2 separate regions of the Homo sapiens genome follow, and region 1 is linked to region 2. A link is an interaction called in ENCODE POLR2A ChIA-PET data of the cell type or tissue named here. Cell type or tissue: K562. All regions are shown on one strand. Each heading gives the region's core, and the rest is flanking DNA. Links, peaks and the distances in the headings are about the cores only.

Region 1 (2,500 bases), core at 1-2,500, 1.3 Mb before region 2:
CGTGTTCCTTTGCTTATTTACTGAGAGCAAGGGTCAAGCAATGCCACCTGGCACATAGCAGGTGCTTCACAGATTTGAATCAGTGAGGATAATTGCACCTTGTCAGCCATTTTATAATACCTTTTTTTTTTTTTTTTTTGTGAGACAGAGTCTTGCTCTTGTTGCCCAGACTGGAGTGCAGTGGCTCGAGCTCAGCTCACTGCAACCTCCACCTCCCAGGTTCAAGCGATTCTCCTGTCTCAGCCTCCTAAGTAGCTGGGATTACAGGTGCCTGCCACCAGGCCCAGCTAATTTTTGTATTTTTAGTAGAGATGGGGTTTCACCATGTTGGCCAGGCTGGTCTCGAACTCCTGACCTCAAGTGATCTGCCCACCTGAGCCTCTCAAAGTGCTGGGATTACAGGCATGAGCCACCATGCCCAGCCTATTAATACCCTTTTGATACTAGCATTTAAACTCTTAGCACAGGCCAGGCGCGGTGGCTCCCGCCTGTAATTCCAGCACTTTGGGAGGCCGAGGTGGCTGGATCATGAGGTCAGGAGTTCAAGGCCCCCCTGGCCAAGATGGTGAAACCCCCATCTCTACTAAAAATACAAAAATTAGCCGGGCGTGGTGGGGGGGCACCTGTAATCCCAGCTACTTGGGAGGCTGAGGCAGAGAATGGCTTGAACCTGGGAGGTGGAGGTTGCAGTGAGCTGAGATGAGATGACGCTGCTGCACTCCAGCCTGGGCAACAGAGCGAGACTCCATCTCAAAATAAATAAATGAATAAATAAACTCTTAGCACACTGTGTTATATTTTCTGGAGCTGAGCTCCAGTCTCGCTGTCAGGTTTTTGCATCTGCTGCCCCTGCCCGGAATATCTGCACCCATCCTTATGGCTCAGACCTCTCGGAAGCAGCTGACATTGGTGGAGACTTGCTCCATGCCCCACCCTGTGCTGACCACTTTAGCAACCCATCCTTGAATCTTCGAAGCAACCTCAAGGGGGCAGCATGGTAAACTCTGTCTTGTTTATGTCATTGGGTTTTGTTTGTTTTTTGTTTTGGAGACGGAGTTTCACTCTTGTTGCCCAGGCTGGAGTGCAGTGGTGTGATCTCGGCTCACTGCAACCTTCACCTCCTGGGTTCAAGTGATTCTTCTGCCTCAGCCTCCAGAGTAGCTGGGATTACAGGCGCCCACGACCACTCCCCGTGAAGTTTTGTATTTTTAGTAGAGATGGGGTTTCACCATGTTGGCCAGGCTGGTCTCCAACTGCTGACCTCAAGTGATCCACCCTCCTCGGCCTCCCACAGCAGTGTTGGGATTACAAGCGTGAGCCACTGCATCCGGCCTTATGTCATTGTTATTTAGGGGTTTCCTAACACGTGCAGAGAAATGTAACTGGTGCCTGAAGCTCACCTTCCATAGAAGCAAAGGTTCCTCTCCTCCAGGCGTCCCACAGAGGTTCCCTGATACCCACACATCTTTTGGAGCTGGCAAGGATGAGGAAACGGGGAACAAATGAGTGGGACATGATTGGACAGACTTCTGGGGGTGGGAGGGGCGTGGATTGAGGGCAAGCCCAGATATCCTCACCAGAAGGCGGTGTCTGGAAGGACAAAATGGGGCTCCACTCGCCCCACAAATCCTCTTCTTTCTCCATCCGGCAGCGGCCATACACTTTGTAGCCAGTGGCTAGCTCCAAATCTTGGATCTCAACAGGGGTCAGGGGTATGGTCTTCAGCTCCGGTTCCAGCTGGGGGAGAGACAGGCGAGCGTGATGGGCCCAGGGCCTGAGTCAAGGGTATTTGAACTTATCTTTTTTTTTTTCCTTTGTTTTTCGTTTTGAGACAGTCTCGTTGTGGCCCAGGCTAGAGTGCAGTGGTGTGATCTTGGCTCACTGCAACCTCTCCCTCCTGGGTTCAAGCAATTCTCCTGCCTCAGCCTCCTGAGTAGCTGGGATTACAGGCACCCACCACCACACCTGGTTAATTTTTTTTTTTTTTTTTTTGAGGCAGAGTCTTGCTCTGTCGCCAGGCTGGAGTGCAGTGGCACGATCTCAGCTCACTTCAACCTCTGCCTCCTGGGTTCAAGCGATTCCCCTGCCTCAGCCTCCCAAGTAGCTGGGATTACAGGCACGCGCCACCATGCCCAGCTAATTTTTTGTATTTTAGTAGAGACAGAGTTTCACCATGTTGGCCAAGATGGTCTCGATCTCCTGACCTCGTGATCCGCCCGCCTCGGCCTCCCACAGTGCTGGGATTACAGGTGTGAGCCACCAAGCCCAGCCAATTTTTGTATTTTTAGTAGAGACGGGGTTTCACCATCTTGGCCAGGCTGGTCTTGAACTCCTGACCTTAGGTGATCTGCCCACCTCGGCCTCCCAAAGTGCTGGGATTAGAGCTACTGCGCCTAGCTGGTACTTGAACTTATCTATCAGCAGAGTGAGCAACCATTTGTATTTGCCCAGGACCAAGGGGGTTTCCAGAACATGGGCCTGTCAAAAAAATTGCCACAGT
Region 2 (6,866 bases), core at 772-3,271:
GGGCCACCGCCCCCAGCCAAAATAAAATCTTACTGCAACCTTGGTGTGGCCCAAAGACCAACGTGGGAAAATTTAAAAATACTGACACACATCCAATATTCAACAAATAAGTCCTGCATTCTAGTGAGAGGATAGAGTATAAAAAGTGGAACTGTGCTAAGTCCTATAGAGAAAAACAGGAAGGCAGAGAGAATGGTGGGGGAAACGGTTGAAATCTTATGTAGGGTGACCTGCAAAGGCCACACTGAGAAGACGATGTTTGAACAGAGCCATGGAGAGAAGAGTGTCAAGTAGAGCAAACAGCAAGGACTGCGCAGATGACCTACGTGGATTGGTTAGCTGCCTGGCTCAAAAGAGGCTTGCAGTAAATACCTGCAGTTTTTTTGTTTGAGACGGAGTTTTGCTCTTGTTGCCCAAGCTGGAGTGCAATGATGCCATCTCGGCTCACTGCAACCTCCGCCTCCCAGGCTCAAGTGATTCTCCTGCCTCAGCCTCTGAGCAGCTGAGATTACAGGTGCCTGCCACCACACCCGGCCAATTCTTTGTATTTTTAGTAGGAAGGGGTTTCACCTTGTTGGCCAGGCTGGTCTTGAACTCCTGACCTCAAGTGATTAACCCACCTTGCCTCTCGAAGTGGTGGGATTACAGGCCTGAGCCACCGCACCCGGCCAACATGCTGTTTTAGTAAGTGTGATGTTAGGCCGGGCGCAGTGGCTCACGCCTGTCATCCCATCACTTCGGGAGGCTGAGGCGGGCGGATCACGAGGTCAGGAGTTTGAGACCAGCCTGGCCAACATAGTGCGACCCCGTCTCTACTGAAAAATACAAAAATTAGCCAGGAGTGGTGGCGCGTGCCTGTATTCCCAGCTACTCTAGAGGCTGAGGCAGGAGAATCGCTTGAACCCGGGAGGCGGAGGTTGCAGCCAGCCGAGATCGCGCCACTGCACACCAGCCTGGGTGACAGAGTGAGACTCCGTCTCAGAAAAAAGAAAAAGGTAGCTTTCCACCAGGCGCGATGGTTCACGCCTGTAATCCTGGTACTTTGGGAGACCAAGTTGGGGGCGGATGGCTTGAGCTCAGGAGTTCCAGACCAGCCTGGACAACGTAGTGAAACCCTGTCTTTACAAAAGAATACAAAAATTAGCCGGGTGTGGTGGTGCGCGCCTGTAGTCCCAGCTACCTGGGGGGCCGAGGTGGAGGATCACTTGAGTCCAGAAAGCGGAGGTTGCAATGAGCCAAGCACTCCGCTTGGAGGACTGAACTGCTGTCCTCCAAGGTTGGGTTGGGGAATGGGGTCTGGAGAGGTAGTTCTGAGGCCCCAGTTCCTTTCTCAAAAAAAAAAAAAAAAAAAAAAAAAGTCACTTAACTGATGCCTCTGCAGTGTAACTGCATATTTCTGGCTCTGGGAAAAGAGGCAAGAGTTCCAATCTCTACTCCTTGAACTCGGAAAGGGGCCTTTGGGTTTCTAAGCTCAGTGTCACATATAACAGATGCCTTCGTTAAAGCAGTGTTTATTTTATGTCTAATTTAAAGAGACAGGGTCTCACTATGTTGCGCAGGTTGGAGTACAGTGGCACAACCATGGCTCACTGCAGTCTCGAACTCCTGGACTCAAGGGATCCTACCCCTTCACCTTCCTGAGTATCTGGAACTACAGGCGCGCGCCACCCCGCCTGGCTTGAGTTTCGTTTTTAGCTAGAGTTGGCTGGCTCTCGGTATCGGCTAGTTTAAAAAGCGCAGAAACAGGAACCTGCATTTTCCAGCCTAAGGCCGACGCAGTTGCAAGAGACCCTGTAAGCGGGGCGATGTTCTGTATTAAGCCAGTGTCTGACTTCGTCGCTTCCGGTGGGCGCATAAACGTCATCAGACAGCGCCGGAAGTGCCCTCGTGCTGCCTAGGAGACAAGACGCGAGGCCGGCAGCGCCCACCCGGTCGCAATGGAGCTTCCCCTAGGGCGGTGCGATGATTCCCGCACCTGGGACGATGACTCGGACCCAGAGTCAGAGACAGACCCAGACGCGCAGGCCAAGGCCTACGTGGCCCGCGTTCTCAGTCCGCCAAAATCCGGGCTGGCGTTCTCGCGCCCCTCGCAGCTATCCACACCCGCCGCGTCCCCGAGCGCTTCGGAGCCTCGGGCCGCGTCCAGGGTTTCGGCCGTAAGTGAGCCGGGCCTTCTGAGCCTTCCCCCGGAGCTGCTGCTCGAGATCTGCTCCTACCTGGACGCCCGCCTCGTGCTCCACGTCCTGTCGCGGGTGTGCCACGCGCTCCGCGACCTCGTGTCTGACCATGTCACCTGGAGGCTACGCGCGCTACGCCGCGTACGCGCGCCCTACCCAGTGGTGGAAGGTGCGCGGGGCCGGGGGCCGGGGACCGGGGGCCGGGGGCGCCCGCCCAGGTCAGGCTTGGGGCGGGGAAGAGGTACATGGGGTGTTCCGGATGCAGCCTCTGGTGCAGGCTTCGTGGCTGTCCTGGCTCAGGCTGGAGGCTAAGGTAGTTACTGGTGGTGCCGAAGCCCCTGAGGACCTCTGGGTGGACCACGAGGCAGTCAGGCACTTGGGGTCCTGAGGCTGTGAAACCCTAACATGGGGCTGTGGTTCCTGGACGACTCAGGATCCAAATATCCTCAGTCTTGGGGTCTTGTGGTACTAAGCCACTGACCCCTGATTGGGGATTGACACAGGGACTTGAAGTCTTAGGCTCTGGAGTTTATGCTGGGGCTCAAAGTGAGCCCAAGGATCCTCAGGTTCTGAGTCCAGCTTAGAAGCTGAGACAGCACCTGTTGATGTCAAAACTCCTGAGCCCTAGAGCCTTGACCCAGTTAGGGGTGAGACAGTGGCTCTTGGCCCTGAGTTGATTGGTTCCTGAGGGAAGACAGCTTGGGACCTTTGAATCGATATTGTTGATCCTGATACAGCTGGATCCTCAGGCCCTTAAGCCAAGATGTATTACAGCTTGGGTGTTTGATACCCTTAACCTGGAAGCTTTGATTCTGCTTAGAGAGGAATCAGGATCACTCCGGGATCAGTGATTCTCAAGGTGTTGCCATCCAACCCCCAGGTCAGACTCTCCCAAACAGCTTAATAAACATAGATGCTTGGACCCCGTCCATATCACAGAATCTGCATCTGGGGCTTGCATTCTGCATCTTGACAAGGCTCCCTGGTTTCCAGATACTGTTTGAGAAACAGCCCCCTTGGTCTGGTTCAGATGGCTGAGGCAGGAAGGGTTAGTCATGAGGTCCCAGCTTCTATGCTGAGCCTGAGGTCAGACCTCAACATCCTGAGACTGCTCTGCCCTGAGTTTGGGTTGGGGGATGGCGCCTGGAGAGGTAGTTCTGAGACCCCAGTTCCCAATTTCTGGAAATTGGAGTGAGTAGTCCTAGACCTGCCTGGGAAATGGGCAGGCAGGTGGTCCCAAGACCACAGCCTGGGTCGGCTTGGGGTGGGAGTAGGGATCTCCATGGGGTTCTGTCCAAGTCTGGTGTAGTGTGGGCTCCCTGGAAGCCAGGGTTGGGCTTGGCCAGCTGGCATGGGTGCTAGGGTCCCTGCCCACTGGGCACCCTACTCGTGGTAACCCACAGAGAAGAACTTTGACTGGCCGGCAGCCTGCATTGCGCTGGAGCAGCACCTGTCCCGCTGGGCAGAGGATGGGCGCTGGGTCGAATACTTCTGCCTGGCCGAAGGCCACGTGGCTTCCGTTGACTCAGTGCTGCTGCTCCAGGTGAGACGGGGTCTGTGGGGGGCCAGGCAGGGTGGGCCAGGGTGGCCCTGACAACATCACCTTGCTCCCTTTCCAGGGTGGGTCACTCTGTCTGTCGGGCTCCCGAGATCGCAACGTCAACTTGTGGGACCTGCGGCAGCTGGGGACGGAGTCCAACCAGGTTCTGATCAAGACCTTAGGCACTAAGCGAAATAGTACCCATGAGGTGAGGAGTCAGGTGGGGATAGGAGGTATGAGGCCTGAGTAGGGCATCTTGGTTAAGGCCCCAGGTTTTGGTACAGGACCGCATAGATTTGAATCTGACTTTTCTAACCTTGGTGTGACTTTGAGTGAGATGTGTGACTTCTCTGTGCCTCAGTTTCTACTTCTGTCCAGTGGGTGATTAGGATGAGGATGAAGGAGATGCATTATGCATTAATGTGGACATGCATTAAGCTCAGGCTTTTTTTTTTTTTTTTTTTGAGACGGAGTCTCGTTCTGTCACCCAGGCTGGAGTGTGGCATGATCTCAGCTCACTGCAACCTCTGCTTCCCGGGTTCAAGCGGTTCTCCTGCCTCAGCCTCCTGAGTAGCTGGGACTACAGGTGCATGCCACCACACCTGTCTAATTTTTTTTTTTTTTTTTTGAGATGGAGTCTCACTCTGTTGCTAGGCTGGAGTGTAGTGATGCAATCTCGGCTCACTGCAACCTCTGCCTCCCAGGTTTAAGCAATTCTCCTGCCTCAGCCTCCTGAGTAGCTAGGACCACCATGCCCAGCTAATTTTTTTATTTTTGGTAGAGACAGGGTTTCACCATGTTGGTCAGGATGGTCTCGATCTCCAGACCTCGTGGTCTGCCCGCCTCAGCCTCCCAAAGTGCTGGGATTACAGGCATGAGTCACCTGGCCTTTATTTATTTATATTTTTATTGAGACAGAGTCTCCCTCTGTCACCCAGGCTGGAATGCAATGGCATGATCTCGGCCCACTGCAACCTCTGCCTCCGGGATTCAAGTGATTCTCCTGTCTCAGCCTCCCAAGTAACTGGGATTACAGGTGCCTGCCACCATGCCCAGCTAATTTTTTTTTTTTAATGGAATCTCACTCTGTTGCTCAGGCTATAGTGCAGTGGCACAATCTCAGCTCACTGCAACCTTGCCTCCTGAGTAGCTGGAATTATAGGCATGTGCCACCATGCCCAGCTAATTTCTTTTGTGTGTGTGTGTGTGTGTGTGTGTGTGTGTGTGTGTGTGTGTGTGTATATATATATATATATATATATATATATATATTTTTTTTTTTTTTTTTTTTTTTTTTTTTCCTTTAGTAGAGACGAGGTTTCGCCATGTTGGCCAGGCTGGTCTCAAACTCCTGGCCTCAAGTGATCTGCCTGACTCAGCCTTCCAAAATGCTAGGATTACAGGCATGAGCCACGGTGCCCAGCCAAGCTCAGGCTTTGACACACAGTAGGTGCTCAATAGACGTCAGGTACACCTTGAGAGGCCCAGTGTAAAGCAGTTATGAGACTACCCTTGGAGATCAGCCAACTCTGAGCATGACTGTCATCTCGTGAGAGGTGGCTGTGGAGGAGCATCTCCACCAGTCGCTAAGGTGGTCAGGCCGGTAGCTGAGAGCTTGGGCTTGGGGCCAGGATGCTGGGTTCAAATTCTCACTGTGCTGCTTCCTGGCTGTGTGACCTTGAGTGAGAAACTCAACCTCTCTGGGGCCCAGTTTCCCCATTTGTAAAATGAGATACACAATATTGCCCTCCTCAGCGGGATTGGTGGGCAAAAAGTCAGCATTCAGCACCCTGTGCATATTAGCTCCTGAGGCAAGGGATGTTTTCTGCCCAATTTGCTGATGAATGAACTGAGGGAGGTGATATGGTTTGCCAGGTCACAAAGTAGAGGCCACACTCTTAATCACTTGTCATGTGGCTTCAAACCACCACTGGTGCTGAGTTCTTGCAGAACTTGACTTAGAAATGTTATTGGGCCAGGGTGCAGTTAGTTGCTCAGGCCTGTAATCCTAACACTTTGGGAGGCCGAGGCAGGAGGATTGCTTGAACCCAGGAGTTCGAGACCAGCCTGGGCAACATGGGAGACCCTGACTCTACAAAAAATACCAAATAATTAGCCAGGCGTGGTGCGTGGGCACCTGTAGTCCCAGCGACTCGGGAGGCCGAGGCAGGAGAATGGCATGAACCCGGGAGGCGGAGCTTGCAGTGAGCCGAGATCATGCCACTGCACTCCAGCCTGGGCGACAGAGCGATACTATGTCTCAAAAAAAAAAAAAAGACCGGATGCAGTGGCTCACGCCTGTAATCCCAGCACTTTGGGAGGCTAAGGCAGGCGGATCATCTGAGGTCAGGAGTTCGAGACCAGCCTGACCAACATGGAGAAACCCCGGCTCTACTAAAAATACAAAATTAGCTGGCGCGGTGGCACATGCCTGTAATCCCAGCTACTAGGGAGGCTGAGGCAGGAGAATTGCTTGAACTCGGGAGGCGGAGGTTGTGGTGAGCCGAGATCGTATCATTGCACTCCAGCCTGGGCAACAGGAGCAAAACTCCATCTCAAAAAAAAAAAAAAAAAATTAGCAGAGTGTAGTGGCATGCACCTGTAGTCCCAGCTCTTTGGGAAGCTGTGGTACAAGGATTGCTTGAGCCTGGGATGTGGAGGCTGCAATAAGCCATGATCGCACCACTGCATTCATGCCTGGATGACACAGCAAGACCTTGTCTCAAAAAAAAAAAAAGAGTTCCTGGGCCAGGCACAGTGGCACATGCCTGTAATCCCAGCACTTTGGGAGGCTGAAGCGGGCGGATCACCTAAGGTCAGGAGTTTGAGACCAGCGTGGCCAACATGGTGAAACCCCGTCTCTACTAATAATACAAAAATTAGCCGGGCGTGGTGGCACAAGCGTGTAATCCCAGCTACTAGAGAGGCTGAGGCAGGAGAATCACTTGAACACGGGAGGCAGAGGTTGCAGTGAGCCAAGATCAAGCCACTGCACTCCAGCCTGGATGACAAAAGTGAAACTCCGTCTCCAAAAAAAAAAAGTTTCTGGGTGGGGTGTGCCTTTCCTGGACTCTGAAGTCAGGCTGACCCATGGACACAAACTTTAATCTGTACTCAACTTGAACTTGCTCTGGTTTCATCTATGCAAT

The links. ChIA-PET counts read pairs that join two places held together with the same protein. Peaks named below come from ENCODE experiments on the same cell type or tissue, not always from the same donor. Only the 100,000 strongest peaks of a DNase experiment are listed, where the experiment ranks them.
Region 1: POLR2A ChIA-PET joins it to region 2 with 5 read pairs; 1 of 35 experiments calls an interaction of 5 or more read pairs at or near these places.

What each region holds. Positions count from the first base shown.
Region 1 is chr19:14,041,690-14,044,189 of GRCh38, reverse strand. It overlaps IL27RA (interleukin 27 receptor subunit alpha), which reads right to left. Exons shown (of 14, transcript NM_004843.4): 5 at 1,578-1,737; 6 at 1,401-1,474. Among named protein-coding and RNA genes, the nearest start is that of IL27RA, 11 kb to the right of the region's middle. RefSeq lists an enhancer at 871-1,371. In K562, for the core only: a CTCF peak has its summit at 979 (motif pointing right); a DNase peak (open chromatin) is centred at 959.
Region 2 is chr19:12,691,653-12,698,518 of GRCh38, reverse strand. It overlaps FBXW9 (F-box and WD repeat domain containing 9), which reads left to right and starts at 1,888. Exons shown (of 10, transcript NM_032301.3): 1 at 1,888-2,346; 2 at 3,581-3,720; 3 at 3,797-3,925. The coding sequence starts at 1,938. RefSeq lists enhancers at 1,559-1,618, 1,929-1,978. In K562, for the core only: no CTCF peak of the experiment used is centred there; DNase peaks (open chromatin) are centred at 1,878 and 2,439; H3K4me3 peaks cover 1,500 bases.